Linked DNA regions of Homo sapiens: region 2 is linked to region 1. The links are chromatin loops, found by intact Hi-C in ENCODE. Cell type or tissue: psoas muscle. All regions are shown on one strand. Links, peaks and the distances in the headings refer to the core of each region. The heading gives the core; the rest is flanking DNA. Region 1 overlaps KIAA1217. Region 2 overlaps KIAA1217.

Evidence for each region. Hi-C counts contacts between places; a loop is a spot of excess contacts. Peaks named below come from ENCODE experiments on the same cell type or tissue, not always from the same donor. Only the 100,000 strongest peaks of a DNase experiment are listed, where the experiment ranks them.
Region 2: it touches region 1 in a loop (2.9-fold over the local background); 25 of 110 quality-filtered maps call a loop at or near these places.

The regions. Positions count from the first base shown.
Region 1 is chr10:24,509,475-24,526,090 of GRCh38, forward strand. It overlaps KIAA1217, which reads left to right. Exons shown (of 21, transcript NM_019590.5): 10 at 3,785-3,960; 11 at 10,649-10,779; 12 at 12,308-12,455; 13 at 14,849-15,290. LOC124902394 (a long non-coding RNA gene) reads right to left here. Exons shown (of 2, transcript XR_007062089.1): 2 at 15,998-16,088. Among named protein-coding and RNA genes, the nearest start is that of ARHGAP21, 210 kb to the right of the region's middle. In psoas muscle, for the core only: a CTCF peak has its summit at 9,717 (motif pointing left); a DNase peak (open chromatin) is centred at 9,677; H3K27ac peaks cover 2,139 bases.
Region 2 is chr10:24,364,052-24,380,667 of GRCh38, forward strand. All of the region lies in intron 2 of KIAA1217, which reads left to right. Among named protein-coding and RNA genes, the nearest start is that of MIR603, 97 kb to the left of the region's middle. In psoas muscle, for the core only: a CTCF peak has its summit at 7,252 (motif pointing right); no DNase peak of the experiment used is centred there; H3K27ac peaks cover 2,340 bases.

The sequences.
Region 1 (16,616 bases), core at 6,604-11,603:
GTGGAGTAAGTCTAGTTGTGTTTAAACATTATGCCCCGTTGTATTTTCCAATATTTCTTATCCTTCTCAGAAACGTTATATTGCGATTCATTCATAGAGCAAATACAGTTGCCCCTTGAACAACATGGGGGTTGGGGTGCTGACCCCTCATGCAGTAAGAAATCCATAACTTTTGGCTCCCCCAAACTTAACTACTAATAGCCTACTGTTGAGTGGAAGCCTTACCAATAATATAAACAGTTGATTAACACATATTTTGTATGTTGTACATATTATATACTATATTTGTTTTTTTCACATGCCTGCTGTGTCAAATATATACTGTATTCTGACAATAAAGTAAGTTGAAGAAAAGAAAATGTTATTAAGAAAATCATAAGAAAGGGAAAATCATAATATTCATTAAGTGGAAGTGGATCATTATAAAGGTCTTCATCCTCATTGTCTTCTCATTGAATAGATTGAGGAAGAGAAGGGGTTGGTCTTGCTGTCTCAGGGGTGGCAGAAGAGGAAGGAAATCTACATATAAGTGGACCCATGCATGCAGTTCTAACCTGTGTTGTTCAAGTGTCAACTGTATATGTTGGGTACCTACCATGTGCCACACGCTGCTTGTAGCTGTGAACAAAATGGCATGCTCCCTGCCTTGATAGAAGAACAACTTGGGGTGGTGGGGAAATTGATGAGTTGAATTCAGAAGACCTGGTTCTAATCCTAACTGTGCTCTCTAATTGCCGAGCACACCCTGAGCATGTCCTTTGACTTCTCAGGGCCTCACTTTTCCCACCTTTCAATTTTATGAATTTTAAATATTCCACCAATAATTTCTAGCATGATATCCATTGTTAATATCCACTATCTAACCAGACCCCAGATTTACGTAAGCTTGTTTTAAAATTTGGGCAGGAGGGTTAGGTGCCCTGCTGTGCCCCATAGCTCATGGCACAGTGACATCATCTGTCTATTCAAAAGCCCTTTTCTTAGTCCATGAAATCATCCTTGGTGGCAAATCGAATCATATGAGGAGTTTTAGAAATTCCCAACAACCAGACGGTACCTCAGACCAGTAAAATGAGAATCTCTCAGTTGGGACCCAGGCATTGGTCACTCTTAGACCCATTTAATTATCTACTCATTTTCCCCTCACAACCCTGTCATCACTCATTCCCGCCCCCTTCAAAGGCAGGAGCTCTGTGGGATTGGACACAGGGACTGAAGTTGAGCAAATCATCTTGATAGCACGTGGCTTTGCTGTGTGTGGTTAATCAACCGATATGAACAGTGCTGACCTGTAGCCCTGCCACATCCCCGCAGTGAGAGCAAGACAAGGCACAGGAGAGCTGATCCCAACACATATCTAAGCCCATGGGTCACAGCAGGTTTCAACCATTTAGAGAAGAATTTTGGATTCTTCATTGTTGCCTGTTCTTATCAATGTTACTGATTCATTCAGTTCATTCATTCAACAGATGTATTTTCAGTTTTCTGCTAATATGCCAGACACAGTGTACCAGAGACTCTGTGGAGGGCAGAAATTAACCAGGTGGAGGGAAGAGCATTCTGGGAGATGGGAATAGCAGGTGCAAAGGCCTGGCAAATAGGAGTCTGGCGGAGGTTGCAGTGAGCTGCGATCACACCACTGCACTCCACCCTGGGCAACAGAGTGAGACTCTGTCTCAAAAAAAAAAAAAAAAAAAAAGGAGCCTGGCCCCTATGAAGAACTGAAATGATGTATGGCTTGAGCAGAGTGCCAGGTGCATGGAGGGAGGGAGATTAGCCACAAGGGAAGCGACCAGATTGCCCAGCGCCTGGAGAATGGGCTGCAGCCAGAGAGAGCATAGGAGGATGTTGTTCTCTGTACACTGTCTCTAAAAATGGTGCTTTTTGGCTGGGCACGGTGGCTCATGCCTGTAATCCCAGCACTTTGGAAGGCTGCGGCGGGCAGATCACTTGCGGTCAGGAGTTCGAGACCTGCCTGATGATCATGGAGAAACCCCATCTCTACTAAAAATTCAAAATTAGCCGGGTGTGGTGGTGTGGTGGGCACCTGTAATCCCAGCTACTTGGGAGGCTGAGGCAGAAGAATCGTTTGAACCCGGGAGGCAGAGGTTGCAGTGAACTGAGATCGTGCCATTGCACTCCAGCCTGGGCAACAAGAGTGAAACTCCATCTCAAAAAAAACAAACAAGCAAAAAAATGATGCCTTTTAGCAAAATAGTGACTGACTGGCTTTTAATACCACAATAAAAAGACATTAGCAAAAGTGGTGTGAGAGCATGATCATGAGTCCTGTAGAGAAAGTAACCAAAAGTGATACATTTCTATGTGGTTCCCTCCCAGACAAAATGCCAGGCTCCACCCACTAGTTCACCCTCCCTGTTAGCAATGGCTGGTACGTGTTCAGGTTTAGATTGGTGCCAGACACTTTATTTTATTGTCTCACCGAGTCTCCATGACCAACCTACGAGCTATGAGATATTACTACCCCTTTTTTGGATAGACACAGAGGTGAATAGCTTGCCCATGGACACACATCTACTAAGTGGTAAAACTGGAAATCGAACCCAGGCAGTCTTTCCCCAGAGGCCAGTTCATCACCATGCAGTGCTGATGTTGGGACCTAATGGTGGTTCTGCTTGTGGCCTGTGTTGAAATGTTTTATCTTTATTCAGAGAAAACAGAAGGCATGATGTGGCTTTAAGCAGGTGGTGACATGGTCAGATTGCATTTCCCCTCAATTTACATGGATAATGGACAGTTGACAAAGACATCATCACCCCCATGAGATGATAAACCAGTCCATGAAACCGGAAAACAGGAAACCATTGAAATTTGTTAAATGATATTTCAGTGGAACTTTGGGGATAATATACTAGGCATAATATCATTATTGTGATGGAGGCTGATTGAGTGAATTCACTCGATGGAGCTGCTGTTAGAAAATTGTCCTGCTCCAGGGACTCAAGTGCTCAACCAGACTCCTGCGAAGCCTGAATAAAGCTCCCACCTCCTATATTCTCTGGGATGAGAAACAAGAATGTTCTCGGAACTGTTTGGAAATTGTGAGTTCTGTATACAGGTAGCCTACCTCCAATCTAGAGAAATTCATAAATTGCCAAAAGCCCTGGACTCATCCAGAATCATTATCATTGCCAACATTAAAGTCCTATGTTTTAAGCATCTGTGATTTCATGGTACTTGGTACATGGAACCATGTGAACGAAAAGGACACAGATCCTCTTTGAACTGATACTGACGTATTTCATAGCCAAATCACCACGTGTTGAGTTCCCATTCTACACCATGCGGTATTTCATGTAACCCTCAAGAATGGCCAAGGAAAGTGGATTCCCCATCATTAGAGGTAAGGAAATGAAGACCAAGGGAGTCTAAATAATGGGCCCAAAGTCTCACAGTGGGCTAGAGAGAGAGTATGGGATTAGACCCAAAGTCTTCTTGGCTCCAAAGCAGGTGCCCTGTGCTGCTCCCTCTAAAGATACATCAGTGAGAGTTTACGCCTGTTGTCCATGATGCATTGACCAGAGTAGAAAAAGGATCCTTTGTCTTGCAGGCAGTCTGGTTGCCAGTTGGCTGCCAAAATTCAGATGTTGGTGGAAGAAGCCACATTATGTACAGTCTTTGCTCCCTTTCCTTTCTCATTGAAATAAGTAAAGATTCAGCCGCAGGGCTGTCTACCCAAAGTGCTCCGAAGACTTCAAGGCATTCACTCGCCTCCATTTCAGGCAGGCAGAGCCCACTGAGGTTGATTTTTTTGTGTTCACAGCTGCAGAACCAGGAGTTGCTGAGGGCAATGATGAAGAAGGCCGAGCTGGAAATCAGTGGCAAAGTGATGGAAACAATGAAGAGACTGGAGGATCCCGTGCAGCGACAGCGCGTCCTAGTGGAGCAAGAGAGACAAAAATATCTTCATGAGGAAGAGAAGATCGTCAAGAAGTTGTGGTGAGTGCCAGTCACTTGCATGTTGAGCTGTTTCACCTGCAAAGGAAAATTATCATTACTAAGAAGGAGGTCCTTCCCAGTTGGTGGTCTTGCCCTCTCTTTATTGAGCACCTACTGTGTAAAAGTTAGAGTTCTGCTGATGCTGGTATATGTGGACACTTCAGCACCTGTCCATGGAGGCCCAGGAAATTCAGTGGCCCTCAGGTGACTGAATTTCTTTAAAAGTTGCGGCATTGCTGGGCATGGTAGTTCACACCTGTAGTCCCAGTTACTCATGAGGCTGAGGCGGGAGGATTGCTTGAGTCCAGGAGTTCGAGACCAGCCTGGGTAACACAGGGAGATCCTGTCTCTTAAAAAAAAAAAAAAAACAGAGAGAGTTGCAGCTTCATACTCTCCTCCAGGGCTCAGCAACACACAAAATTAAAAGGAGTAAATGGCAAAACCCAATGGCAAATAGGAAGCCTATATTTCATCTCAATAAATTAAAACTAATGGCCAAAATAACACAGCTCTAAAATTATCTTCCTATTATTCAACTGTAGTTAAAATTGCAAAAGAAGAATTTAAATGTAAAATGTATCTGATCCAGAATGAAAAATGCTTCCTTAGCTGTTATGAATGTTATTTAAGGTTCTTATTGAAAGCATCTATCAAGTCCTACTATTGAAATGAGCAGAATTTTATTACTCCCCCGTCACCAGGCAGGCACATCTTTTATGGTAATTGTATGTTTTGGTATGCAATGAAGATTTATCATAGAACTATCTCACCTTTTAGTATAATGAATAGTAATTTTGAGGGGTTTCTCCAGTGTTGATAATTCTCTTGTTTCTTGGAAAACTTAAATCTTTCAAATGGGGATTGTAAGGGAGCAGTTTGCAAACTCTTCTCATGGCCATAATGAGAAAAGATTTCCATGATGGAAAGCATTGTGCTCAGTCACCTATCTCCTATTGGAGCTGTGGCTCGTGTCGCCCTGGATGCCAACCTAATGTGTTTGATTAAAATTAGAGTGTCCCTCTCAGCAGTCTAGAGGGAAAAAAACATCAATTTGAGTTATTCTTTTCCTAATAAATTAAATTAGGCTGCTGTTCATCCATATCTCAAAATAGCTTCCAAAATTCTACTTAGTTCACACATTTATAGACAGAGTTAATCACCCACCATGAGTTGGTAAGGCTGTTATTTGTCTGAAATGTCTTTGTGACAGCCCAATTATCTAAAACTAGGTCTCCAGTTTCTTCTTTAAAACTTCTTTTAAAATGCATATCCTGGCTGGGCACGGAGGCTCATACCTGTAATCCCAGCACTTTGGGAGGCCGAGGCAGCCAGATCACCTGAGGTCAGGAGTTCGAGACCAGCCTGGCCAACATGGCAAAACCCCGTCTCTACTAAAAATACAAAAAAAATAGCTGGCCATTGTGGTGTGTGCCTGTAGTCCCAGCTACTCAGGAGGCTGAGGCAAGAGAATTGCTTGAACCCGGGAGGGGAAGGTTGTGGTGAGCCGAGATTGCACCACTGCACTCCAGCCTGGGCAACAGAGCACAACTCCGTCTCAAAAAATAATAGTAAAAATAAAAATAAAAATATATATCCTTTTAAAAACATTTATATAAATTTTCCAATAAAATTATGAAAAAAAATTTTTTTGAGTTGGAGTCTTGCTCTGTTGCCCAGGCTGGAGTGCAGTGGCATGATCTCGGCTCACTGCAACCTCCAACTCCTGGGTTCAAGCCTATTCTCCTATGTCAGCCTCCCGAGTAGCTGGGATTACAGGTGCACACCATGATGCCCAGCTAATTTTTGTATTTTTAGTAAAGACGGCGTTTCACCATATTGGTCAGGCTGGTCTCAAACTCCTGACCTCAGGTGATCCACCTGCCTCAGCCTCCCAAAGTGTTGGGATTACAGGCATGAGCCACCACGCCCGGCCAGTAAATTTCTTCTTTTTAAAAATTGTGTTTATTGGTTAGCTGAGATAATTCTCACTTCTGGCCTAGAAAAGCCATCTTTAATCTCAATAATACTCTGAGATTACAGCCTAGCATAGGAATGAGACAGAAAAGGTAGTGGAACGAACATATCATAAGAGGGCTTTATCTGGTTGGATTTGTGGGAAGGCCACAGATGAGTAAAAGAGGCAAAGAGCCCTTGAGGATCTTCAGTCTAGCAAAGGCAACCTGATAAATAGGAGTATAGCCCCGAACAGGGGATTTACAGGTACCAGTTGTACCCACACAAAAGAGAGACTAACCCAGGGATCAGGAAGACTTAACCTGAATGAAGTCATTCTTTGTATGACCCACAGGCCACAAACAGTATCTTGCACATAGTAGTTTCAGAAATGGTTTGTTAGGCTGGGCACAATGGTTCATGCCTATAGTCCCAGCAGTTTGGGAGGCTGAGGTGGGAGAATCACTTGGGACCAGGAATTCAAGAACAGGCTGGGCAATATAGCAGGACCCTGTCTCTACTAAAAATAAAAAATTAGCCAGCTGTGGTGGCATGCCTCTGTAGTCTCAGCTACTCAGGAGGCTGAAGCAGGAGGATCGTTTGAGCCCAGGAGTTCAAAGCTGCAGTGAGCTATGACTGCACCTCTGCATTCCAGCATGGATATCAGAGCAAGACTCAATCTCTAAAACAAGAAAGAAGAAAGAAAGAAATGGTTTGTTAAACTCAACTGAGGTGGCCTTGAAGATGGGGAGATTGCATCAGCAGAGGCTAGAGATGGAAGGACTTCCAGGCAGTAGAACCCTGCAAACCAACAAGTTTCTGGCCTGGAAAATGCAAGATGTCTTTAGAGAACTGGGGAGCAGTCCAGTTAGGCAGCAGAGTTGGGTGCAAGATACTAATAACATCCCATATTTGGGGAGTGTCATTCCCATTTGCACACTGACTTCCTGTATCTTAGACCATACTCAGGCCTCACATACCTGCTTGATGCCTGTCTGGGCTGTGCCTACAGAGATTGGAAGATTCTGTAAGAGAAACCTGGATTTCTGGCTTTTCTTGAAAGTTCCGGGGTTCAACCCCAGATTCACAATTTCTGTGGATGGGGCTTAGGAATCTGCAGTTTACAAACAAAGCCGGTGATTCTGAAGCACTTTCACATTTGAGAGTTACTGCCTAGAATGATGAGGAAGACACTGAGTGTTTGGGTTTGTTTGGTTTTTGTTTTTGATCAAGGAAGTAGCAAAGCTAGAGCTGTATTGGAGAGAGGTCCCTCTGGTGATCATGTGCCGGACTGATTAAGAGGAAAATAGATCAGTGACTAGGAGACCATATGGGAAGCTACTGTATCCGTCAGGCAAAAGGCAGTGAGGCCTGAACCACATAGTAGAAGTAAGAAAGAAGTCAAATGCAAAACGTCCTATGGTATTCACCGTCTAAGACTAGCTCTCAAAATTCTTCTTTAAAACACCTTTTGAAATATATATCCTTTTGGCTGGGTGCAGTGGCTCATGCCTGTAACCCCAGCACTTTGGGAGGCTGAGGTGGGAAGATCGCTTGAGCCCAGGAATTCAAGACCAGCCTGGGCAACGCAGGAACACAGGGACACCCAATGTCTACAAAATAAAAATTAAAATTAAAAATAAACCCTAGCCGATCATGGTGGCACACACCTGTGGTCCCAGCTACTCAGGAAGCTGAGGTAGGAGCATGGCTTGAGCCTGGCGGGTCAAGGCTGCACGATCACACCACTGCACCCCAGCCTGGGTAACAGAGCAAAACCCTGTTAAAAAAAAAAAAAAAACTAAAAATATCTATATACATATATATCCTTTTAATAATGGTAGTGTAAATTTTCCTTCCATAAGGTATAAAGTAGGTTAACTGATTGGATGGCTAGATCTGAATGGCAAGACAGCAGGTTATAAAAGACAGCTGGAAATAGCTAGAAGAGAAGAACTAGAATGTTTCTAGCATGAAGAAAAGACAAATATTTAAGGTGACGGATATCCCAAGTACACTGATTTGATCTGTACAAATTATATGTACTAAATTATCACATGTACCCCAAAACTCACATCTATTATGCGTCGATTTTTAAAAAGAGCTTATTTTTTAAAAGCCAGAAATTTCAACTCTGGAATATCAGAACAGTGATATCCCTCTTTCCTTCCCCTCTCCCTCCTCGTTCTCCTTTTTGTTCTTCTCCTTCTTCTTCTTCCAAGTACTAGAATATAAGTCTCCTTGTGGAGCATGTTAGGTTGAATTACTGGTGAGCCATTCAGAAGGCAGAGAGAAGAAACTTGGGCCTAAAACTGTGAAGAGATGGGCTGGGCACAGTGATTCACACCTATAATCCCAGCACTTTGGGAGGCCAAGGTGGGTAGATCACTTGAGGTCAGGAGTTAGAGACCAGTCTGGCCAACATGGCGAATCCCTATCTCTACTGAAAATACAAAAATTAGCTGGGCATGGTGGCGGGCACCTGTAATCCCAGCTACTCAGCAGGCTGAGGCAAGAGAATCACTTGAACCCGGGAGACGGAGGTTGCAGTAAGCTAAGATCAGGCCACTGCACTCCAGCCTGGGTGACAGAGAGAGACTGTCTAAAAATAAAAAAATAAAACTATGAAAAGAAATTGGGTCTAGATAATTTCTACATGAAAATAATAATTGGTCTTCTAATAACAGTCAAGTGAAATACATTCCAACAAACTGCATGCTTCTTTTTAACAAAGCTAGGATGAAAAGCCACTTAAACAAATAGAATGCTGTAAACTGTGACGTCTATGAATATCTGACATTCTGTGGAGCAAAGCTGATATTTTAAAAGTCATATTGATTACCATGTCAAAAATTTATTTCCAGCATTCATTTTAGCCCCATGTCTCTGTTACATTTTTGAATGAACAAATTTGATTTTTAATGTTTTATCTAAAGTAGGTATCATAAACGTTTGCATAGAAGTGATATTGTTGTGTACAATTGTATCAATATACATTTCTGTATATTCCATAAAGCTGTGAAGTTTAAGCGTCTCCGTATGCAAGGTTGTGAAATCCAAGAGGCATATTGTATAGAAGAGATCAAAACAGAATTCTAGGCAGACTGACTTTGAGTCAGATGACAGCTCCTTGAAGTATTAATTACGCACTGACAGACATGTTGGTTGTTCACGGAACCAGGAAAATATTTGGTCCTTAGCTCTTCCAGCAAAGCTTTGCAGGACTGGACCCTGTGTCCAGTCAATACAGGGAAGTCATTCTGTTTGGTTGTGCAATAGAAAAGAACTTTTCCACACGAAGTTACCATATTTATTTAGAGCCCTTCAGTGAGGTGGCACAATCTCTTCGTGTCAAGAATCCAATAGCTGTAGGAAGTTTCCCGTGGGTGTGTTCACAGAACACTGGGCCCCTTTCCATAGTTCACAGACGTGGACAATGAGCAGATGAGGCTTTCTCCCTCTGGTCCTGAAGTAGCATCATTTCATCTGAAATGGCCACAAGCAATTTTGGTTTATTTTTCATAACAGAATCAAAGACATCACCAAAAACTCCATCCCACTTCTTGCAGGGGAGGAATTTGTTATTTTCCCTTGGATCCTGTTGAACACATGTGGCATCCTGCCTGAACCCCTCCCGCAGCTGCCATGCGATCCAGAGCTCCATCCACTTGCCCACCTAAGTGGAAAGGGCCTTCGAGGGCCATCAGTTTGCAGACGACACTGTGCATTCCTTTTTCTCTTTCGGACGCTGGCTCCACAATCCGGGCTCCAGGAGGTGGAATCGCTGTTCACTTACTGCCCCCTAGTGGTCCGCATTTCTGAAAGTTCTTTATCCCTGTTTCCTTTGAGATTTTTCTCCGTAGATTTATAGGTGTTTAGGATGGGGTTAGTAATGTGGCCAAGGAGGTGGTTGTTTTCTCAAGGGTGAGACCTCGTCTCCGATCTCCGTCTCTTGGAGCTAGCATTCCCCTCTATCCACAGACACCACGTCTGTCGTCATTTTTATTTTCTGCAATCATTTCTTCTCTTGGTAGCTTGGAGAAGAGTTCATCCTTGTTGATGAGACAATCAGTATAAACCAGAGGTTCTCATTTAGGGGCAATTTTGCTCCCCCTTCCCCAGGGACATTGGACAATGTCTGGGTCTGGAGACATTCTGGTTTGTCACAAGCTGGGGTAGGCAAGGTTTCTACTGGCATCCAGTAGATGAAGGCCAGGGGCGCTGCTAAACATCGTACCGTGCAGTTTCCCCACACCACAGCGAAGAATTACACAGCCCAAAATGTCAAATGCTGAAGTTGAAAAGCCTGATATTAACCACTGTGGGCTTCTTGTTTTACTGCACCGCAGGTCGGTCTCCCTCTCTCTCTCTTTCTCTCTTTCTCCCTCTCTCTCCTACCCCACCCTCCCACCTATCCCTCCTTCTGTCCCTCTGTTGGCATCAGCACCACTGAATAAAAAGACTCGGTCCTCTGTTAGCCAGGCACAATCGTCCCTTTGGCCAATGTAGAACATTCCCTGGAAAACCCTCCTTGTACCTGCCTCACACCACTGCAAAATGTTCCCAGCCACTGTTAAAAGATGAGCGACCCCCCTCCACCACCACCACACGAAAGGCAGGGGGGAGGAGCTGGGGCTCTACACAAAATCAGAGGCTGAGACGGGCACTCGGCCCCTCCTCTTCCTCTGTGAGGCCTCGTGTTCAGCTCTATGTGCTGGTGTCCTTGCTCCCGCAGCGAGTTGGAAGACTTTGTTGAAGACTTGAAGAAGGACTCCACGGCAGCCAGCCGATTGGTTACTCTGAAAGACGTGGAAGACGGGGCTTTCCTCCTGCGTCAAGTGGGAGAGGCTGTAGCTACCCTGAAAGGTAAACTTTCTGCTGGGTCGGGGGAGGAGTCTGAGCTGTCTTTCCTGCGGTGTTTAAAAATCTGCCACATAGAGGATTCATTCATGTATGCAAGTATTTATTAAACGTCTACATGTGCCAGGCATTGTTCTGGACACTTGGGATACCCCACAGCACAAAGTAGGTGCACATCCCCCTCTTCTTGGAGCTGGTATTAGAGTGGGTGCTGTAAGATTTCACACTAAATGATTCCAGTAACACTTTCTATTTGCTAGGCTCTTACAGTGCACCGGGATGCATGTGCCAAACCCGTTAAAAACACAAGGTGGGAGGATCACTTGATCCCAGGAGTTCAAGACCAGCCTGGGCAATATAGAGAGACTCACATCTCTACCAAAAAAAAAAAAAAAAAAAAAAAAATATATATATATATATATATATATACACACACACACAAAAAAAAATTAGCCAGGTGTGGTGGTGCATGCCTGTGGTACCAGCTACTTAGGAGGCTGAGGTGGTAGGATCTCTTGAGCCTGTGAGGTCAAGGCTATGGTGAGCCACCATTGCACCACTGCACTCCAGCCTGGCAGCCTGGGTGGCAGAGTGAGACCCTGTCTCCAAAAAATAAAAATAAAAAACAAAAAATAAAAAATTAAATTAAATTAAAAACCTGTAACCAGGCACGGTGGCTCACGCCTGCAATCCTAGCACTTTGGGAGGCCAAGGCAGGAAAATCGCCTGAGGCCAGGAGTTCAAGACCAGCCTAGGAAACATAACAAAACCCCATCTCTAAAAAAAAAAAAAAAGTTTTTTTTTTTTTTTTTTTCTGGCCAGGCGTAGTGGCTCATGCCACTTTGGGAGGCTGAGGCGGGCAGATCACTTGAGGTCAGGAGTTCGAAACCAGCCTAGCCAACAGAGTAAAACCCTGTCTGTACTAAAAATACAAAAATTAGCTGGGCATGGTGGCACAAACCTGTAGTCCCAGCTACTCAGCTGAGGCAGGAGAATTACTTGAACCCAGGAGGCGGAGGTTACAGTAAGCCAAGATCATGCCACTGCACTCCAGCCTGGGTGACAGAGGGAGACTCCATCTCAAAAAAAGAAAAAAAAAGTTGAATTAGCTGGGCATGGTGGTGTGCAGCACCTAAATAGTCCCAGCTATCCAGGAAGCTGAGGCAGGAGGATCGCTTGAGCCCAGGTGTTTGAGGCTCCAGTGAGCTCTGATCATGCCACTGCACTCCAGCCTGGATGACAGAGTGAGACCCTGTCAGCCAGTCAAATTAAAAAGTAATAATAATAACCCTAATGGTCAATTGGCTTTATCCCAAATACACAGACAGGAAACAGGCCTAGAGGAGCTTTACCCTTGCCCAAGGTGAGTTTCTCCAATGCTCCTCTGTGCTCTTAACCCACTGCCACCTGAAGATGTGTGAGCCACCCTGTGGCTTGTGAACTCTGCACTTCTCTGTCCAGTATCGGAGTGCGGGATGAGGGTTGTCGTTCTGGCTTTTTCTCCTCCAATTCACCTGCTGGTTTGGGCCTGCAGGAGAATTTCCAACCTTACAAAACAAGATGCGAGCCATCCTGCGCATAGAAGTGGAGGCCGTGCGGTTTCTGAAGGAGGAGCCACACAAGCTGGACAGTCTCCTGAAGCGTGTGCGCAGCATGACAGACGTCCTGACCATGCTGCGGAGGTGACCGGGCCCTCATCGTGCTGGGGGTGGCCTGCGGAGGGGTGCACTGGGAAACCGAGAGTGGACGTTTGGGACTTCAGCCTTCCACCATGCTCCCAGGACACATCCAGTGTCCTGAGGAAAAGCCCCAAGTCCTTCTCACCCTTGAACTTTTATTGCAATATGGCTTGAGGTTCTAATTCTTCAACACAGGATTGCTAGGTGGAGCCCATCCTAGGGTTTAAAATTAATAGACACAGTAAACATTGTTTTAAAATCATCTGAAAGGCCAGGTGTGGTGGCCACTCAGGAGGTACAGGCAGAAGGATCCCTTGAGCCCAGGAGTATGAGGCTGCAGTGAGCTATGACTGAGCCACTGCACTCCAGCCTGGGCAACAGAGAAAGACTCCATTTCTTTTAAAAAAATCATCGGAAGGTGGGTTTTTTAAAATAACATTTTGAAGTTGAAAAATTGATTGAAATAGTTTATTAGCCTCCTTCACTTCAGGGGCATAGATGAATTCAGTTCAAAGAAATGTAATAGAAGTAAACAAAGTCTTTCTTAAATGACCTCCTGAAGGAGTATCTGTGAGACTGTTGGTCCCACCTAGAAAAGAGGAACAAAGCATTTTGAGTGGCCTGGGCCAGGCTTCCTTACCAAAGGTAAACCTGCTCACCGAAGAGGTCACAGTGGAGTAAAGACCAAAAGACATTCAGGAATTTCACTGCAAAGAAAATTCCAGGACTCCACACTCACTGAAAACACATATGCATGCAAAATTTGTGTTGCCAGAAGTACCTTCACTGGCCAGGCACAGTGGCTCACACCTGTCATCCCCGCACTTTGGGAGCTGAGGTGGGTGGATCACTTGAGGTCAGGAGTTGGAGACTAGCCTGGCCAACATAGTGAATTCCCATAGGTATTACAGGCGGTGGCGTGCCTGTAATCCCAGCTACTTGGGAGGCTGAGGGAGGAGAATTACTTGAACCCAGGAGGTGGAGGCTACAGTGAGCCGAGGTTGTGCCACTGCACTCCAGCCTGGGAGACAGAGCATGAAGTCAGCTTCATGGAGATGATTATTGAAAATGGGAAAGATCACTGGGTGCAGTGGCACGTGCTCGTAATCCCAGCTACTCAGGAGGCTGAGATGGGAGGATCACTTAGGCCAGGAGTTCAAGGCTGCAGTGAGCTATGATCACACCACTGCACTCCAGCCTGGGTGACAGAGCAAGACCCCATCTCTACAAAAAATTATTTTAAAAATTAGCCAGGAAGGGTGGTATACACCTGTAGTCCCAGCTACTTAGGAGGCTGAGGCAGGAAGATCTCTTGAACGTAAGAGTTTGAGGCTGCAGTGGGCTAGGATTGAGCCACTGCACTCCAGCCTGGGCAACAGAGCGAGGCCCTGTTTCTTAAAAGAAAAGAAAATGGAAGAGATGGTTGAGGCAGAATGATAGGGAAAGGAGAGAACAAATCCTTGGGGATCTCTAAGAATCTAAGGGATTGGGGTAAAAAAAGAAACAGCAAAAGAAAGAGCACTGAGTAGCAGAAGAGTTATAGAATGCAATGTCTTTTTTCAAATAAAAAAAAGTAACATAATAAAAAGGGGATGAGGGACTAACTAAAAATTAGAGGTCAAGTACCATGTTTGACATTGCCTCACACATAACTTTACAATGTTAATGTTAGTCCTAACGACAGGTCCTGAGGAAGTCATTATCATCACCATCGTCATCCCCATCTTCATCACTCCATTTTATGCAAAAGCACCTGAGGCTTAAAGAGGCGAAGTTCTCAACGTTATATAAAGCATGAACTAACTGCTATTCAAACACAGATCTGACACCAGACACTCTGTCTTTTCCACTACATCATGGGTGGGGAGGGACATATAGCTTCAAATGACTCCAAACACCAGAGGAAGTTGAGGAATAAACACGACCGTTAGATTTCGAGTCACTGTGTACCTTGTGGCAAGACTTCGTTGAATCCAGGTGGGGAAGCCAGTGAGCAACAGGTTGAGATACAGAAGAGCAAACAGAAGGAATTAGAATGTGGGCGGCCCACCCAAGATGCTTGGCAGTGAAAGGAGGAGGGAATAAGCAAACTTTTGGCTTAGAACTAAGCATATTTGAGGGCTGCATAGGCCAGAATCAGGCGGAGGAGTTAGAGAGGCTGCTGTTAGACTCATGATTCATTTTCTTCTACCCACCCCCCAAACAATGATGGAGTTGCAAGGGTCTGAGCACAACTGCACCAGCAGAAAGGGATATGTCTATACATGTCCCTAAGCGGCTACTCTGAGCTTTGGGATGTGTGACTCTCACCTGGCTTTGGGATGACATAGCCTGCAAGTATACCACCATGAGAAAGTGACATGAGGGTTAATGCCGCTGTGCATGGTTTCTCCTAGACATGTCACTGATGGGCTCCTGAAAGGCACGGACGCAGCCCAAGCCGCACAGTACATGGCTATGGAAAAGGCCACAGCCGCAGAAGTCCTGAAGAGTCAGGAGGAGGCAGCCCACACCTCCGGCCAGCCCTTCCACAGCACAGGTGCCCCTGGCGATGCGAAGTCGGAAGTGGTGCCTTTGTCCGGCATGATGGTTCGCCACGCGCAGAGCTCCCCTGTGGTCATCCAGCCCTCCCAGCACTCCGTGGCCCTGCTGAACCCTGCTCAGAACTTGCCTCACGTGGCCAGCTCCCCAGCCGTCCCCCAGGAAGCAACCTCCACTCTGCAGATGTCGCAGGCTCCGCAGTCCCCACAGATACCCATGAATGGGTCTGCCATGCAGAGCTTGTTCATTGAAGAAATCCACAGTGTGAGTGCCAAGAACAGGGCAGTGTCTATCGAGGTAGAGTCCTATTTCTGTTTCTCATAACCCCATAAAGGAGTCTGATACATGGACCTTTCCCTTAAAGCATTTATAGGTCAGATGATGACATGATTGTGTATGGATCAGAGACAGGGTTTTGGAAGTGGAAGTGGGATTCAGTGGCCAGGTTAAGAGATAGGTCATGTGGTTTCAGAGAAGGGTGAGACACCTGGCCTGTAGGAAGGTGAGACACCTGGCCTGTAGGAAGGTGAGACACCTGGCCTGTAGGAAGGTGAGACAGCAGTGTGCTGGTAAATGTTTAACAACCAGCTCTCTGGTAGCGGTTGTGGCGGCGGGGTGGGGGGGCAGAGTGGGTGCGTGCAGATCTGTGTGTGGCATTTGCCAATTTCCATGGTGTAAATATCGCAACCATGGCTGATTTCAAGTTATGACATGACACCACTACTGCTGAAGTTGGGAGAAATGTAACAATCAGCTCTCCTGGGCCAGGACAAGCCGGCTTCAAGCACTCCACTGAGGTGAAGGCAGCCTGGGGAGGGTCTGCCACACATCTAGATGATAAGTGGAACCTGGTTAGCATGGGAGGGTGGTGAGGGCATCCTAGGATACTAAAATGCTGGATCAAAGTCTGGGACCATGACTAAGCCTGTCTAAGTGGAACAAGAACGAGGACCTAAGACTGGGGAAATGGGCTGGAAACTGACTTGAGTGCTTGAAAAACAGTCCATGATGTTTGGAGTTTATTTGGAAGGTATCAGAGAAATGCTGCAGCTCTAATCCGTGATTTTTTTTAAATGGCATCTTCTGGAAATTAATCTAGAAACAACGTACAGAATTGATTGAGGTGGTGGGTCTAGAATTAAGAGAGCTGGATGAGAAATTACTATAGTCATCTAAGAATGAACGGTAGAGCAGTCAGAATGAAAAGAGAAAACTAGGTCTTAAGACCAAATGACATGAGGCCATGTGTGGTGGCTCACACCTGTAATACCAGCACTTTGGGAGGCCGAGGCGGGTCGATCACTGGAACATGAGTGCAAGACTAGCCTGGGCAACATGACAAAGTCCCAACTCTACCAAAAAAAATACAAAAATTAGCTGGGCATGGTGGCGCGTGCCTGTAGCCCCAGCTACTCAGGGGGTTGAGGTGGGTGGATCACCCAGGCCCAGGGAGGTCAAGGCTTCAGTGAGCCAAGATCACGCCACTGCACTCTAGCCTGGGCGACAGAGTGAGACCCTGTCTTAAAAATCATAAGATCAAATGACATATTATGTTTTTAAATATTCTTTTTATCAAGGGCTGGTACCAGTGCTCCGATAACACATTTGTCTTTTCTACTTCTT
Region 2 (16,616 bases), core at 5,101-10,100, 150 kb before region 1:
CGCCGCAACCTCCGCCTCCCAGGTTCAAGTCATTCTTCTGCCTCAGCCTCCTGAGTAGCTGAGATTACAGGCGCCCACCACCACGCCCAGCTAATTTTTGTATTTTTAGTAAAGATGGGGTTTTGCCATGTTGGCCAGGCTGGTCTCGAACTCCTGAGCTCAGGTGATCCACCCGCCTCAGCCTCCCAAAGTGCTGGGATTACAGGCGTGAGCCACCGCACCCAGCCACCCGCTCTTATTTTTTAAGAACAATTTTCTATCGTATAGTCAAAGCCGTAAATCAAGCTTGTAAATGCTCCACGTTGATTTAGCAGGTATATGTGAGAGGCCTAATAAAATCCAGTTTTCTTTTTTATTGCTCTTATTGTTGGGCTCAAAACTTTCCACACAGATGGAACCTACTGAGAAGCGAAAAAAGGTTCTCAGTGAGGTTCATTTTGTAATCCTGAGAAAACTTATGTGTGATTATAGGATCCTGAGGCCTAAAGTTCGTGAGCTTATTCCATTGCATCTTCTGAGAAGGGCTTCCTACGTCTCCAGCATCCCGGGGCCTTCCCTGCTCTGATGGTGGGAGATTCTTCCAGCTTCTAGGTTTCCGTGACCTTAGTTAGCAAAGGCAGGAAAAGATGTAACAGGTAGACTAGGGGTTTGCTCCACAGTTCGGAGGCTTTGAGCAATTGTGTGTTTCTCTTGCCTGCCTGCCTTCCTTCCTTTCTTTCTTTCTTTTTTCTTCCTTTCTTTTTTTTTTGTTTTGTTTTGACAGTGTTTCTCTCTGTTGCCCAAGCTGGAGTACGTTGGTGTGATCATAGCTCACTGTACTCACTGCACCCTCGACCTCCTGAGGTCAAGCAGTCCTCCCCCCTCAGCCCCCTCGGTAGCTAGGACTACAGGCACTTGTCACCACACCAAGCTAAATTTTTTCTTTCATCTTTTGTGGTAATGGGAGTCTCCCTATGTTGGCCAGGCTGGTCTTGAACTCCTGGCCTCAAGCGATCCTCCTGTCTCAGCCTCCCAAAGTGCTGGGGTTACAGGAGTGAGCCACCTCACCCATCCTCCCCTACTTTCTTGACTTTCAGATGATATTTGTCTAAAGCAATGGCTGTAGCGACTTTCCTTGCCCCCGTTTCTCCATATTTCATTTTCTTTGTTGTAAGTTCCTCTGATGAGGGTCACCTAGCAGAGAGTGGTTGAGGTCTCTTTGTCCCTCCTGGCAGACTCACTGGGACTCCGGTCTCTTCCATTACCACTTTCCATTCCTGGTCCTCTCTGAAGGGCTGTGGTTGTCCTGGTTCTCCTCCCGCAGCCGGTGTTACTTATCATCGCTCTGTGATTTTCTGTGCTTTTTTTTTGTCCCCCTTTTCCCTGTCCATAGCAGCTCTTCAAATCTATCATCCTGTTTTTATCTTACACTTTTATTTACCATGCATCTGCAGGGCTTTATTATTTGTGGTCTACTTCAGGGTATTTCTTTCACAGTTGATGAAGCCTGTAAACTTCAGAGCAGAGAATCAGAGGGCCCTAAGCAACCCTCACCTTTCTGGTGAGAATATATTCACCTAGAAAAGGGCTTTTATGAGGTCACTTTAGCTAATTGTTTTTCTAATAGTGTCACTCCCTTTTTCTCTTCAAGGTCTCTTCAAGTTCTTTTATTTATTTATTTATTTTTTTAACCCCTATGTGCATCTTGGGTAGAATATTTTAGTACAGTTTTTGTCTGGAGACCTGTTGTTTGGCTTTTTGGCTTTCGAGTGTAGCCATCTGTGTTCAAGTGTTCTTTTTCTTCTAGTGGAAATTTGTGTCTGATGTGTGGGACTAAGTTCTAAGTAATATACACACATATATATAATCTATACACAATGGTGATATGGATCATGGATATTGTATAATTCAATCATGACGGTACTTAGAGGCTCCTATATGTTACTAGTCCTTATGGATATGTGTATATGCGTGTGCAGTAAGATATGCAGCTATGGCACCCCACTGGCAGATATTGGGCACAAGAGGAAGTCACTCTTCTTGCATGAGGATTATAGAAATTTTCATTTTTTAAGTCACAAAAAAATATTTCACTGCCATGTTTTTTTAAAAAGTTAAGTTGCTCAAAAATGAGTCGGATGCAGTGGCTCACAAATGTAATTCCAGCACTTTGGGAGGCCGAAGCAGGCAGATCACTTGAGGTTAGGAGTTTGAGACCAGCCTGGCCAACATGGTTAAACCCCATCTCTACTAAATATACAAAAATTAGCCAGCTTTGGTGGTGGGCGCCTGTAATCCCAGCTACTCCGGAGGCTGAGGCAGGAGAATCGCTTTAACTCGGGAAGCAGAGGGTGCGGTGAGCTGAGATCACGCCACTGCACTCCAGCCTGGGCGACAAAGTGAGATTCTGTGTCAAAAACTAAAAATAAAAATAAAAATAAAGTCAGTGGCATCAATGAGAATTAAAATATTTAAATGCTTGCACAGTAAGCATTGTAAACCAAAGGCACACTCCAGGGTCCACCAGGTTCAAATATTAGAATTTGTGCCCTGAATTACAGTGTGGATCTTCTGTTCCTGCATGTATTCACCTTGGGTGTGCCCTCCTGCATGGCAAAGCATGGGCAGAGAGCACTGCACTCACAGGCCTGCTTTCGTGGAGCAATCTAGTGGCCAGTGAGCCCGGGGCCAGTGACAATCAAGATGGCAGCCTCAGACTGCATTCTGGCTAAGAAAGCTATTTCATTTGGGTTGGGCAGGCTCTAGTAAGTTCCCTGCAGCTCTGGGACAACCTCAGGGATGGTGGATTAATATGACACATTCTCCAATGATACAAGGTGAATTCAGAAGCGCCTATGGCAGGGTATTTTGGGGCAAACCCATTGCTAGTTAAGGCTTCAACATGTCTTTCTAAAATATAAGGATGGAACTGTCATCATTTTTCTTTCTTTTCGGGGAAGAGGAGTTAACCGTGCTACATTTTCATCATGAATAAATAGGTGGTCCATTTGGTCAACCTATTCTTTTTCTCTTCATGTTTTCACCCCTTTTCTTTCCTATTTTTTTCTTGTTTTCTCCTGGTCCACAGGCTTTGAAGGGCATGCTGATCTCTCTTCAGGCAGAACTTGACATTCAAAGGTACTTGATGAAAATTGAATCGTCTCAGCGAGTTAGTACTCTACCTGTTCTTTTTCTGCATCGAGTTGCACCCTCATCCTGCACCTTTCCCTCACCTGCAAGTGCCATTCTAATCAGTGTCAGCCACTAACGCCTGCACTTTTCGCTGTTTACCCCAATCCCTGATTCAAAACTATCAGAGCCAAGTGCTTGTAGCATTCTGAAATATGTGCATTTCTAAAAATTATGAGAGTCAGTATTAAAATGAACACTAATTGCATGCTTGCTTCGAAATATTTAATTTGCTTTCCACAGATTGGATTGTGGAATCAGCAGTAATGCAACCACAAGCTGGAGATCTTTGAATAATTGTTTGAAAAGTGGGCATCTCTAAGCAGAGATCCTATCCTTGCCAGCTTGCTCCAGCAGAATACTCATGGCAGTAAAACAGAAGCCTGAATCATTCTGACAATCCCAAAGCTATGTCATTCTGCTTTGCTCAGTTCCAATGTGTCCAATGTTGGGTCCAGATCATTTTACTTATATACATTTTAATAATGATCATAATGGAAATAAACACATTTCTTTAGAACTTATATACACCAGGCACTGTTCTAAGTGCCTTACAAGTATTAACTTCTCACAGCAACCCTGTGGGGGAGGTATACTATGATCCCCATTTTACAAATGAGGTGATTGAGGCACAGAGAAGTTAAGTAACTTGCCCAAGGTCACACAGCTAGGTAATGGTTGTGCTTAGGAAATGTTCGGCCATCTGGCTTTGTACAAAAGTGACCTCCTTCCCATTGGTCAGTCTTCAGTGACCATGCTTATCTCTTTACCTTCCCCTTCTTAATAATCAGTCTCATTGATCTCTTTTTAGGGTAACAAGCTCAATTTAGAAAGTTCCTGCCCAGACAAATAAACATTAAAGTTCAAGTTTAGACACTAAAGAGAATTTTCATGTCACACATCATCCCAATTCTGATGAGTGTTTATCCTTAATTTTATTCTTAATCATTTTCACATTCCTAAAATTCATGCAAAATAGAGGCATCTTTATTATTTCCGTGCGCATGTATTGTGCACTAAGTTAAAATGCAGAAAGGGAAAAGAAGGGCATAGTGAGCTCTTCCCTACAACTTCACACCCTGCCATTAACCTTTATTCCTACTTTCAGAATAGAGATTTGACATTGCCCAGTGGGATTTTCCCATCATAAGTAGTACTGAGTTTGGGATTCCCTCCCGCTATTCTTTTTTTCTTCTGCTTGAAACAAATAAATCTTCAGTACTGACTTTCCTTTTCTTTCTTTTTTTTTCCATATCAGCAAATAATTGGATATCTGAAATTTTTCTTGAAGTGCTTTTTTGGCATTTACAAGCATTTTAAATTATAATGCTGTTTTTCAGAGATGGAATAGGATGAAGGTTAAGGTTGGAAATCGAAGGTGATCTTCCCCCTTTAGTGAATGAGTAACTCTCAGATCCTCTCCAGATGTCAAATTCTGTTTTGAAATTGGATGTAACTATTTACCTATCTCACAAGACCAAGATGAAGGCATGGTGGATCCATTAAAGGTTTGTTTGTACCCTTCTCCTCTCACATAGGATCCCAGAAGCTACGGGACTTCCCAAGAACAGTAGGAAGCTGAGCCATCTAGAATCACCCTACTGAGAGTAACACCAGCTTACTACCTAAGGAAAGCTAAATGGTTGGCATCTTTTATAATTTACCAATTGCTGTCCCATGCAACATTTTTCCAATTACTTCTCACTTTATCAAGTAGATATTCTGATTATTTTATAAAAGTGAGAACCGAGGTTCAGAAAGGTTTCATATGGAGTTGCACCGTGAGTTCATGGCAGGATTGGAGTCTGCTTTTCATAAAATAACCTGATAAAAACAGTAAGTTCTCTCATTATAAATTTTGTCTTCTGTCCATCTCTTCAAACACTGGTATACTTTCCTAGAGCAGGACTAGAGGAAAATCAGAATCTTTGGTGCAGAAAGCTAGTTAGAACTTTCACTATGTGTGTGTGTGTGTGTGTGTGTGTGTGTGTGTGTGTGTTTTCATTTGAAAATCATTCCAGTGAAATTGGGCAGGTGGTAGTGGTGGTTGTTTTGGACTGGCGGGAGGGGGAATGTGTTTGAAATTAACAGTGAACGCTATTCCCAGGATGTATGGGGAGGGTCTGGCCATAAGCTCTGAGCCTTGGTGACCCCAGGAACCCACAAGAGTCCCTCTTGCCCAGTTCCCTGTGGCCTTCTCCACTGTGGGGTGATGAGGACATCATAAGCTCTCCCATGGCACAGCCCATACCCTCACTGAGGGTGAGGGCCTTTGCTAGCAAGGAAAGCCTCTTTGGTTTGGCAACAATGCAATTAAGTTTTAGGGGTACGATTCCGTGGCTTGGGATCCCACATCCTCTCCATAAAGCACTGAAGCCTAGGTTGCAGAGATGAGCTTAAAAATGGCTTTTGTTAAGAAGGCCTTCTAAGATGTGTACTTAGCACCATGTTTTGCTGGTTGTATTTTACTTGAGACTTCAAAGGCTACAAGCAGGTTTCTTTCCTTTTATCAGTATAATAACAGCAATCCTCACACAGACACCTTTTATCCTATAGCCTTTTAAAGTGCATTCCTGACTTTCTGAATTACAAAAGCATCTGCAGTCTTGCTCAGACCTCAACCAATGAGGATTTTGGCAGCCAAAGCCTGTTCAACATTTTACTTGTTGATAAGGCATTACTTTTCTTGTTTCAGAAAGAAAGGAGAGAAAGAATAAATTAATTGTTGTATTCAAGGCAACTTGCAATAAAAAGACATCTACCTGGCCGGGCGCGGCGGCTCACGCCTGTAATCCCAGCACTTTGGGAGGCCGAGGCAGGTAGATCACGAGGTCAGGAGATCGAGACCATCCTGGCTAACACGGTGAAACCCCATCTCTACTACAAATATAAAAACTTAGCCAGGCGTGATGGCGGGCGCCTGTAGTCCCAGCTACTCGGGAGGCTGAGGCAGGAGAATGGTGTGAACCCGGGAGGCGGAGCCTGCAGTGAGCCAAGATCACGCCACTGCACTCCAGCCTGGGCAACAGAGCGAGACTCTGTCTCAAAAAAAAAAAAAAAAAAAAAGACATCTACCCTAAGGTAGATACACTGAAAATCAAAAAGCAAAATCTCGTAAGAAGAGGAAGCAAATTTTAAAATATAGGTACTATGATTAGCTTGGACATTAAATTTACTTTCAAGCTTCCTGACATACATGATATTTTACATATGACAAGGTAATACTTATTAATCCTTCAGGAAGCAAAATCATATTCTTTGTTTCAAATTGTGAAAGAAACATTGTTCGTGCCTTTATAAAAGGTACACTGATCAGCATAGTAGGCAGGACCAACAAGTAAACAGCAGTATTCTTCATGTGGCTTTTGTTTTTTTAGAGACAGGATCTTGCTGTGTGACCCAGGCTGGAGTACAGTGGCATGATCACTGCATAGCTCACTGCAGCCTTGAACTGCCAGGTTCAAGGGATCCTCCCACCTCAGCCTCACGAGTAGCTGGGACTACAGGTGTGCACCACGACTCCTGGCTAATTTTCATGTTGGTTTTTTGTAGAGATGGGACGTTGCCGAGGTTGGTCTCAAACTCCTGGCTTCATTTATCCTCCTGCCTCAGCCTCTCAAAGTGCTGCAATTATAGGTGTAAGCCACCACACCTAGTCCAGGCTTTTAATTTTGTATCGGCAAAACGAAAAGAAGAAAACACATCACTGAATAAAAATTGCATGAACGTATTTCTGAAAGGGGTGAAAGTCTGAGTTAATGAGATCCAGACTTGGAACTTACCGATGATCTAATTTTCTAACTTGGTAGAAGGATGCTAAATGGAGATCATAGTTGAGCTAGGCTTTATTTTCTTTAAATAGCTTTTGTCTCATTCTGGCTTTGGGGAGGAGTCAGAGAGCAGTCAATCTGAGGTGGTATTTCAGTAGAGTTTATGTCATGTTACAGGTAGGCCACAAGGCAGACAGGTGGCAGGTTGATGTCTAATCCTGGAGTTGAAAAGGCCACCCTGCCTTCTGATCTGATAAGAACCCCTGTCTCCTCTGCAAGGCAACAGATTTAGCAGCTCCTCTAGGTGGAACCAAACCTCTTCAAGGGAAAAAAAAGAATACTGTATCATCTACAAACTATGAAGGGTTGAAAGGTGGAAAATATCTCTGGGATCATAGAAAATTGCTAAAATTCCAAATTTACCTAGAATCAAATTTTAAGAGCCTTTAAATTAAATTACTATAATGGTATCAGAACTACAGATGTGGAAGTCTGTCTCTTTAAAAGGTGGAATGCAATCTGCATGTCTGAAATTGATTTGATGGCCTTGGCGCTTTTCTTAACTGTATCGTTTTGTAGAATTGGAAGTTTTGTAAGAACTGGATTCTTGCCAAATATTGCATGGCATGAAAATGAAAACGTGTTTCCCTTCCCATGTTTTCCCCATGCATTTGTGTTGTCATTTCAGGGGCCATCTCTAATGACAAGTTCTTAAACCTAGAATCCAATCATACAGAATACACAAGAGAAGACAGGAATTGGGCATGAATACATTCAGGTCACCATAGACAGGAATCCTTCTGGATTCTAAATGTTTTATGGGAAAGTTCCCTTCCTCTGATCTATTCTTTAAAAATATCATGCCTATTTAGTAATTCTCTGATTTGTAAAAACAACATATTCTTATTTTGGAGAAATAAAGAAAGTGTGTCACTCTTATCCTAAGCAATCTAATGCAGAACAGAAAACCCAATGCAGCATGTTCTTACTTAATAAGTGAGAGCTAAACATTGGGTACACATGGGTATAAAGATGGCAATAATAGACACTGGGGACTCCTGGAGTGGGGAGGCAGGAGGAGAGCAAGGGTTGAAAACCCATTGAATACTACGCTTGTTACAAAAACACCGGGGGTTTGGTCGAGGTTCTGCTGCTCACCAAACAGAAAACCAATCACTGAGACAAGTATTGCCAAGGAAGAAGGCTTTGATCGGGTGCTGCAGCCAAGGAGACAGAAGCTCAGTCTCAACTCCATCTCCTTGACTGACTAGAACTAGGGGTTTATATAGCAGGAAAGAAACGTTAAGAACACATAAGAAAACAACAACTGAGAAGGCGCAAGGAAACAATCATGATGAATGAGGGGTGTGGCATCTGGTGTGGTGATCTGGTGCGTTTCAGTTCTTTGATACTTTTTTGAGAGTCCTAAAGGTGTTTCCTGAGGAAGGAACTCAGATAAAACAAATACTGGTTTCCAGCTTTGAGACCAGAACAATTTCTTGTTCAGTTTATCAAAAAAAATAATCTATGGGACTGTTGGGTCAGTTTCATGCTCACTGCCTGGGTGACGGGATCAATTGTACCCCAGACCTCAGCATTTTGCAATATACCCATGTAACAAACCTGCACGCCAAAATAAATCTAAATCTAAAATAAAAGGTGAAATTATTTAAAAAGAATGTTACCCGTAATCCCACCATCAAAAGAAAACTAATGCTCGCATTTGGCTCTATTGTGTCCAATTACTAAATTATACCCCAAAATTCCATTAAAACACCTTTATTATGATTGTGTAGTACTCTAGAGTACACAGACATTGTAATTTGTTAACCAGCCCTCCAAATTGTTTCAAGATTTACTTATTCTATTAAAGATGTAATATGTACAGATTTGCTTCCTGACACTCCAGTACAAGAACTACCACTTTTCTTAATTTTCCCAAATCAAACCAATCTATCCTGGCTTCAGCAATTATTGAGAAATTCATCCTCATCATATTAAGGGGAAGCATTTTCCCCTCACTTGGAGTCATAAGGAAATCTTGAGGAGCTTGTCCAATCCAATAAAACCAGGCCAGGGCCTCTGAGTCTCCTGGGACTTATAGTGAATTGCTTTCTGTGCAGCCTGTTTGCATCCAGGTTTATGGGGACCTTTGCCAAGTATCCTAAGTGTGAGCACCTGGTTCCACCCACTCTAAGCATGTCACACATCCATCTTCCCAGTTGTGGGTCACTTCTTGCAAATGGAATACAGGTCTTCCCAATTTGAAGAGCACCATCGCCACCACTGACACCAAAACTGCCACCCTCTTCTTGGCTCTGGGAAGTCATCCACTCCCCTCTTCCTGCGCAATTAGGAACTTCCTCCTTTCCCCTTCTGGAGGTAAGTCCAGACGTCTTTTCCAGATACCTTTACCTTCTAACCCCAATTTAGGGAGAGAGTCTTCAGAGTGGCCTCTGTAGCATGGGGATACCATTAACAACCCTTCCCTGTGGGAAGACCTTGGAACTTAAAGGCTTGGAAGTTTCCCAGGAGGTGATGGCTAGCAATAGAAGTTCCATAAATTTTTTGTTGTTTCTGACAACCACAAGGACAAGGTAAATTAACAATACCTCAGAAGATGAATCTGACACACAGATAATACTCTATGGAGAGTATTTGCATAGTGTGGTGCTTCTTTAAACAATGAGGAAGAGCCCTTTTCTGCACAGAGGTGTCCTTGTCATTTGTTTGTTTGCAGCTGTAGGAAGGCAGGGGGCTTTGCATGGTGACAATGGGTTGGCAGAGGGGTCCTGCCTGGCTCACTTCGCTCCACACAGAGGATGCCTCAGTGCAGGGATGACTGTGGCTGGCTCCATATGAGCTGCCCGTGGGCAGCGGGTAATGGGTATCACTGCCCTTTCATCTTTCCAATCTGATAATGAAATAATACACACAGAGAAGGAAAATGTGGAAACAAAAGATGCAGTTGTACTTTGCCCAACTGCTGAATCGTCTGATTTCCATCCAGAACAAATGCCATTCTGTTTTCACAGGTGAAAATCATGAATAACGTCTGGGTACTCTTTGGATGGAAAAGGGAGAAAAGTGTTGAAATATTAGCGTTGAAGAAACAGGATATAAACTGAGTGTATCAAGGATATTTCATCAAAATAAATCCTAGAGAAAATGCTTCCCCTTTATCTAAGTCAGGGAAGAGAAATACTAATTATCAGACCTCAACTTAAGCTAGGAGAAACGTGAGAATCTCAGATATGCACCGTTGGAAGTTGGCATTAAAATGTGGTTAGTGAATATAGATCTATCTTATTGTAAGGCCCAGAAGTTCCTGGTTACTAGTCATCCTGGCAAGTATCCACAAACTGCTCACATCCAGCATCCAGATGTCCACTAAACACTCGATTTTGTGTGTGTGTATATTGTACTGTAGATTAACAGCAGGACCCTCTAGCGCCTGCACCCAAGGTTTCTATTAAAAACAAAAGCTGCTGATTTATTCTCCTCTACCACCATTTCTCTGAGTCTTTAATGCCAGACCCACCCCAAAATTGCAAGATCATAATAAAACTAACTACAGTTCTCTTCTCCATTTGTGTTGCAGTTCTCACATCCACCCGTTGTATTTTAGAATCATGGGTGTCTCAGTCTATTACCCAGAGTGATCATAGTTGCAAGAATGGCACTGGGGAGATATCATTCAGATTTTGCTTTTCTGTCCATAAGCCACAGAAGCCGTGGGAAGTTGCCAAGAAGACATGCATAGCTAAGCCTTGCTGTTCTTTTTTTAAATTTTGTATTCTTCTGTTATTTTTTAGAGATGGGAGTCTTGTTCTTTCTCCCAGGCTGATGTGCAGTGGTGTCACCCTAGCTCACTGCAGCTTCAACCTCGGGCTCAAGCCATCCTCCTGCCTCAGCCTCCCCAGTGGCTGGAACTACACGTGTGCAGCACCACACCTGGCTAATTTTTTAATTTTTTGTAGAGACAGAGTCTCAACTAGGTTGCCCATGCTGGTCTTGAACTCCTGGGCTCAAGCAATCCACCTGCCTAGGCCTCCCAAAGTTCTGGGATTACAGGTGTGAGCCACTGTACCTGACCCCAGGGCTCGCTGTTCGAAATATACACCTGGCTGTTGGTCACAGGACTCACCAGAGAATGGCAGGTGGTGGCCAACTGGAGGAAGAAGGCCTCAGCTGATGCTGTCACCAGGGATGGGTTTATGTAAGGATGGGAGATAAGATAGAAGCCAGGTGTGCCCGATGGAGCTCCCTGTCTTCCTTCCCACCCTTAGTCCTCAACCCAGCATGGACATTAAAGACAGGAAACTAGAAGGAGAGCAGAAAATGGGAAAAAGGCAACTGCACTGTGGCTTGTAAAAAGGACTCTGTAAGCAAATTTAGAAGCGTAGAGCTTCCAAAGTGAGAGTTTATTAATTTTCCTTTGGAGTACCGTGAAGCAGGAATGGTAGAGAAAACCTAAATTCTGTGGATGATTTATTTGTTAATTTAATATTTTGTTCCTGGAATTTTTAATAAAAGTACCTAGCAACTAGAATGTTCTCTTCAACTGAAATCAGAATTTTGACTGGGTTTGAGTTGAAAGTTTCACAAGTGAAAGAAATGGGGCTAAAGTGTCTGAATGTCATGATTAAATTAACCATGTCCTTTAATGAGTGCTAGGAATGAGTCATTCCAAATACATTTGCATGTGGAAAACTTCATTGTATTTTCAAATGCCCTGTGGCAAATTGGGCATTAATTAGGATGAAGTAAAACTTCATCACGGCAATGTTGATTTTTCTTTTCACAATAGAACGTAATCTGAAGCAAAGTGAATACCTTGGCTAGCCAGACACCCCACTGTTCCTGGCAATTAACATATTACGTAAAGCTACATTTGCAGGTTCATTTTCTGGACCTCGGCATTTCAATTTAGGGTTTAAGGGTCTGAAAACGGGAATGAAAAATACATCATCAATACCTCTAGCTCTAACTTTCTTTTATCTTTGTTGTTATCTCCAAATCCAATAGCATTGCAAAGAATATGAATAAATCTGATCTCCCTCGCAGAACAGTGCACTTGGTGAACATTTCAGCAAATATTTGTTCATGATGTTAAAATGAAATCATGACCGTCTTTTAAAAATTAATGCTGTTCAACTATGTTGCATACACTTGAGGACATAAATGCGGAAAGCCAGATCTTAGCACTACCTAGCTACATATATCTATGGAGCAGGTGCTATAGGATAAATAATTCGAAGGAAATCTCAGTAAACTGTTTTTCTGGATGACATGATCTTTTCTTCTTATATGATGTGTACTTAGAGTTAGAAAGTTTTGGTCCTGCAAGGGATCTGAGACACCAACTAGCTCAACCTCTGGCCTTACAGATGAGATACCTGTGACTCAACGAGGTTATATGTGGACCAGTTTTTGGCAGAAGCTGAACTAGAACTAGCATTCCCAGACTCCTGGTTAAATAAAAATTTTAGGCAGGGTGCAGTGGCTCACACCTGTAATCCTAGCACTTTGGGAGACTGAGATGAAAGGATCGCTTAAGCTTAGGAGTTTGAGACCAGCCTGGGCAACAAAGTGAGACCTCGTCTACTACAAATTAAAACAATTAGCTGGGCATGATGGTACACACCTGTAGTCCCAGCTACTCAGGAGGCTGAGGTGGGAGGATCGCTTGAGCCTGGGAGATCGAGGCTGCAGTGAGCCATAATCTTACCACTGCACTCCAGCCTGGGCAATAGAGACCCTGTCTGACTGAATGAATGAATGAATGAATGACCAACCAACCAATCTTACCACTGGTGTCAACTCTGGAGTGCGCCACACGTGATCTTTGCTCCTTTCATTTGGTAGAGTTTCAGGGCAAGCTGCTTTTTCTATTTTCTCAGTGGTAATCAGTAGTGTGAGGTTACAGGGAAGGTTAAATTAGGTTACCACATGACAGTTACTTGATACAGAGCAGCAGGCACCTGTTATGTTGGGTCCTTTATTTCTTCCCTCATCCTTTCATTAGGAAGAGAATATTTCTATAGGGTCAATCACAGATGCAGAAGAGGAGAGAGCTGCATTGAGCCAATGACACCAGAATGTCTTCGTGACAGAGAGACCCCTTCGAAGAAGAGAAGAATAGAAAGGACAAGTGGGGTTCAGGTGGCCTGATTATACAGACCACCCCCTTCATGCATGACCCCAAAGGGCTTACCATTTGGGTTTGCGGGTTTGGGGTTGCCTAATGATTTGGGGAAGTCTTTACAAGGTTGTGATGGAAACAGAGGGAGATTGGTGTCATGGATCTCCATGGAGCAAGGAGGAAAATCCAGTCTTACAGACCCTTGAGTCCTGCTCACGTGGCTCAGAGAATATTCCCACCATCCCCTGCTTCCTCCTCAGTTAGGCATAGCTCTCCACTCAGCAGCTTAGGGTAGCAGCTTCAAACACCAAGCTGTAGGCCATGCATGACTGAGAAAAGTTTTCACCGGAGGCAAAATGAGAACACTAACTCCAACATAAAGAATTTTTCACTAGATCAAACCTGAAATTGTGTTTGCTTCCCCCTTTTTTGGTATTAAAGTATCTTTCCTTTCTTATGGTAAAAAAATGATACCACAGAGAGTAAGATTTCTTTAATGCCTCTTACTTTGCAAAATAAAATCAACATCCTTGTATTGTAACCCCTCATAAATTTGGGGGAAATATTTCTTTAGAAATTTTCATCTATGAAATATAAAATAATGGGAACTATGATTATGGAAATAAGCTCCAGAGAGTTTAGCTTTCTCCATGGTTCTTACTAATATGAATATGTGAGCATCCTAGCAGCTTAGCCAGGAGGAACCATTAGAATTGGTGTTGGTCAGCGGTGGTTTGCTTGTAAGGCACCGTTATCCCAAACTAGTGCAAGAACAAAAACTGAATTAATTGAAGGAATTCATTGGAAGGACCCCACAGTGTACTGGAAACAGAAAGTGGGAAGCCCAGGAGACCCCAGATGGCTGCTGTCTTATCTTTTGTGCTCTCTGAAGATCGTGGGGGTCTCACATCTCTGTTTTTTAATACAGATTCGCTTTATTTTTTTTCTCTGCACTTTTTTCTGTTTCACTTTTCCTGCCCACGTTAACCACAGCTTCAAGTTGAAAACTAAGTTGTTTCAAGTTCTCTGTAGACATTGACTAATAGATCCTCTGTCCCAGATCTAAATTTACAATTGAGAGTTTAATTGGACCAGCTAAGTTCAGGTAACTACTTCTTGACCCAATCAGGAAAGACATTTCCAGGGGCGAGAATTTGATTGATCCAGCTAAGATCAGGTGACTACTGTTCAGTCCAATCAGGAAAGACCAGGCTGGGAGTGGGTAGCCCTGTACTTTATTGCCCAGTTCAGAGCAACCCTCGCACCTCCCTCACCTACACTCTTCCTCCTCCCCTGATGCCCCTTTAAACTCAGCAGTTACTGCCCCAGACTCCTTCTGCACCCAGGGTGATGTGCCTCTTCATTCTTCCTGTCCATCTATTGCATATATATTATCTTTTGCCCCCATATAGACCTTACATGCTTGACGAGCTCAAGAACTTTTATCTCTGGTCCACTTTTACCCATGGTGCCTAGCACTGTTCCAAAATGCTATTTTGACTTTTTTTTTTTCCAGCATATCAGATCACAGGGTATCTGGCACAAGTGTCAGCAATTTCCATTGTCTTTTCTCTGAACTAAATGATGTCTCAGCAGCAAGCTGGCATCAGAGGGGAGGGTACTGCGTGTGAGGAGACTGCTAATATGTAGTGATCGTTTTCAGTGAGAACGTGAATAACAACAAAAAGAGGAGTTTACATTTGGAGCTAAATAGCTATGTTTAGGAAGTGAGGGGAGAAAAAATATATAGCCCTGCATCTCTGATTTTTCTACTTACCTACCACTACGATGACCCTGAACAAGAAACAGAGATTTGATTTTGATTTTCTTCAAGGATTATTACCTTCTGCAATGGAAAATGACAACTCATCAAATGTATGGTTTCTGCCGTGAGCTATAAAGATGACCAAAAGGCAGAGGTTATAAATGTAGCCATGTTGCTTAAAGTAATATTATTTCTTGGCTATCTTGCTAAACTGAATCTACCTTCTTTAAAAAAAAATGTCAGGAATGAGGACATCATACCTTGATATTCTGCTGAGCACAGTAAGGAGGAAGCTACTTCACTGAGGACCACGTGAATTTGTCTAAATCTTGGTGAACTGGGCAGTGATTTAGGGATAATTTTCCTGGTCAAATACTTGTAATGTGTGTCAAAGCCAGATCCCCATAACAGAAGCAGACTTTGTAAAAAATAAATCTAGGAATGCACCACTTTGGGGACTTGTACAGAAAAATTAACCAAAGGAGACAATTTCACTGTTAATGCATGTCCTTTCTGGTCATGATATTGGCATATCTTTGCTGAGTTTCCTGTAGAACACCCAGTCATCTCCTTGAAGCCACATCCCTTAAGAAACACAGGGCGGAAGGTACTGACCTTATCCCTGCTTTCCTCTATGGGAAGGTCCTGAGAGGCATGTAGGAAGGTGTGATTGTCTGGATAATGCAATTGGTTCTGTTGAGAGGGGTCGTCTTGTACTTTTAGCAAGAAGCTGCTCATCCCATTCTCAAAGGGTACTGCTAGAGTATCAGGCACACCTTGGGCATCCCTGAAACAAATCTGTAGCCCAAAACTCAAGGCAGGACTGGCTAAAGAATTGTCAGGGTACCTTGTTCAAAAATCATTAATAAGGCCGGGCATGGTAGCTCGCACCTTGGAATCCCAGCACTTTGGGAGGCTGAGGCAGGTGCATCACCTGAAGTCAGGAGTTTGAGACCACCCTAGCCAACGTGGCAAAACCCCATCTCTACTAAAAATACAAAAATTAGCTGGGCATGATGGTACATGCCTGTAATCCCAGCTACTTGGGAGGTTGAGGCAGGAGAATTGCTTGAACCCAGGAGGCAGAGGTTGAAGTGAGCCAAGATGGCACCACTGCACTCCAGTCTGAGCAACAAGAATGAAACGCCATCTCAGAAAAAATAAAATAAAATAAAAATCTCCCTTGCAATGTGAGTTTACTGATTGTGGAAACAGTCTTGGTATGAGACTCTGAAGGACCAGTTGTGTTCAATTTACTCTGGTATTAGTAGCTCATCCATCTAGGGTGCGTAGAAGAGTATACAGTCCCATCTGTTGTGAAAGCACTGTTAGAATTTGTCGGGCAAAAGGAATTGTTTTGCTGTCACTTTCTTATAATGTGGCTTGTCCTCAACTCCCTGTTCAAAATGCACCACATAAGTCAAACAATAAAAATCTTAATGGAGACCAGGTGCAGCGGGTCACGCCTATAATCCTAGCACTTTGGGAGGCCGAGGCAGGCGGATCACCTGAGGTCAGGAGTTCAAGAGTACTCAAAGTACTCAAAGCCTGGCCATCATGGTGAAACCCCATCTCTGCTAAAAAACACAAAAACTAGCCAGGCATGTTGGGGCACACCTGTAGTCCCAGTTATTCAGGAGGCTGAGGCACAAGAATTGCTTGAAAACCGGAGGTGGAGGTTGTAGTGAGCCGATCTCACACCACTGCACTCTGGCAATAAATAAATAAATAAATAAATAAATAAATAAATAAATACAATGGAACACTT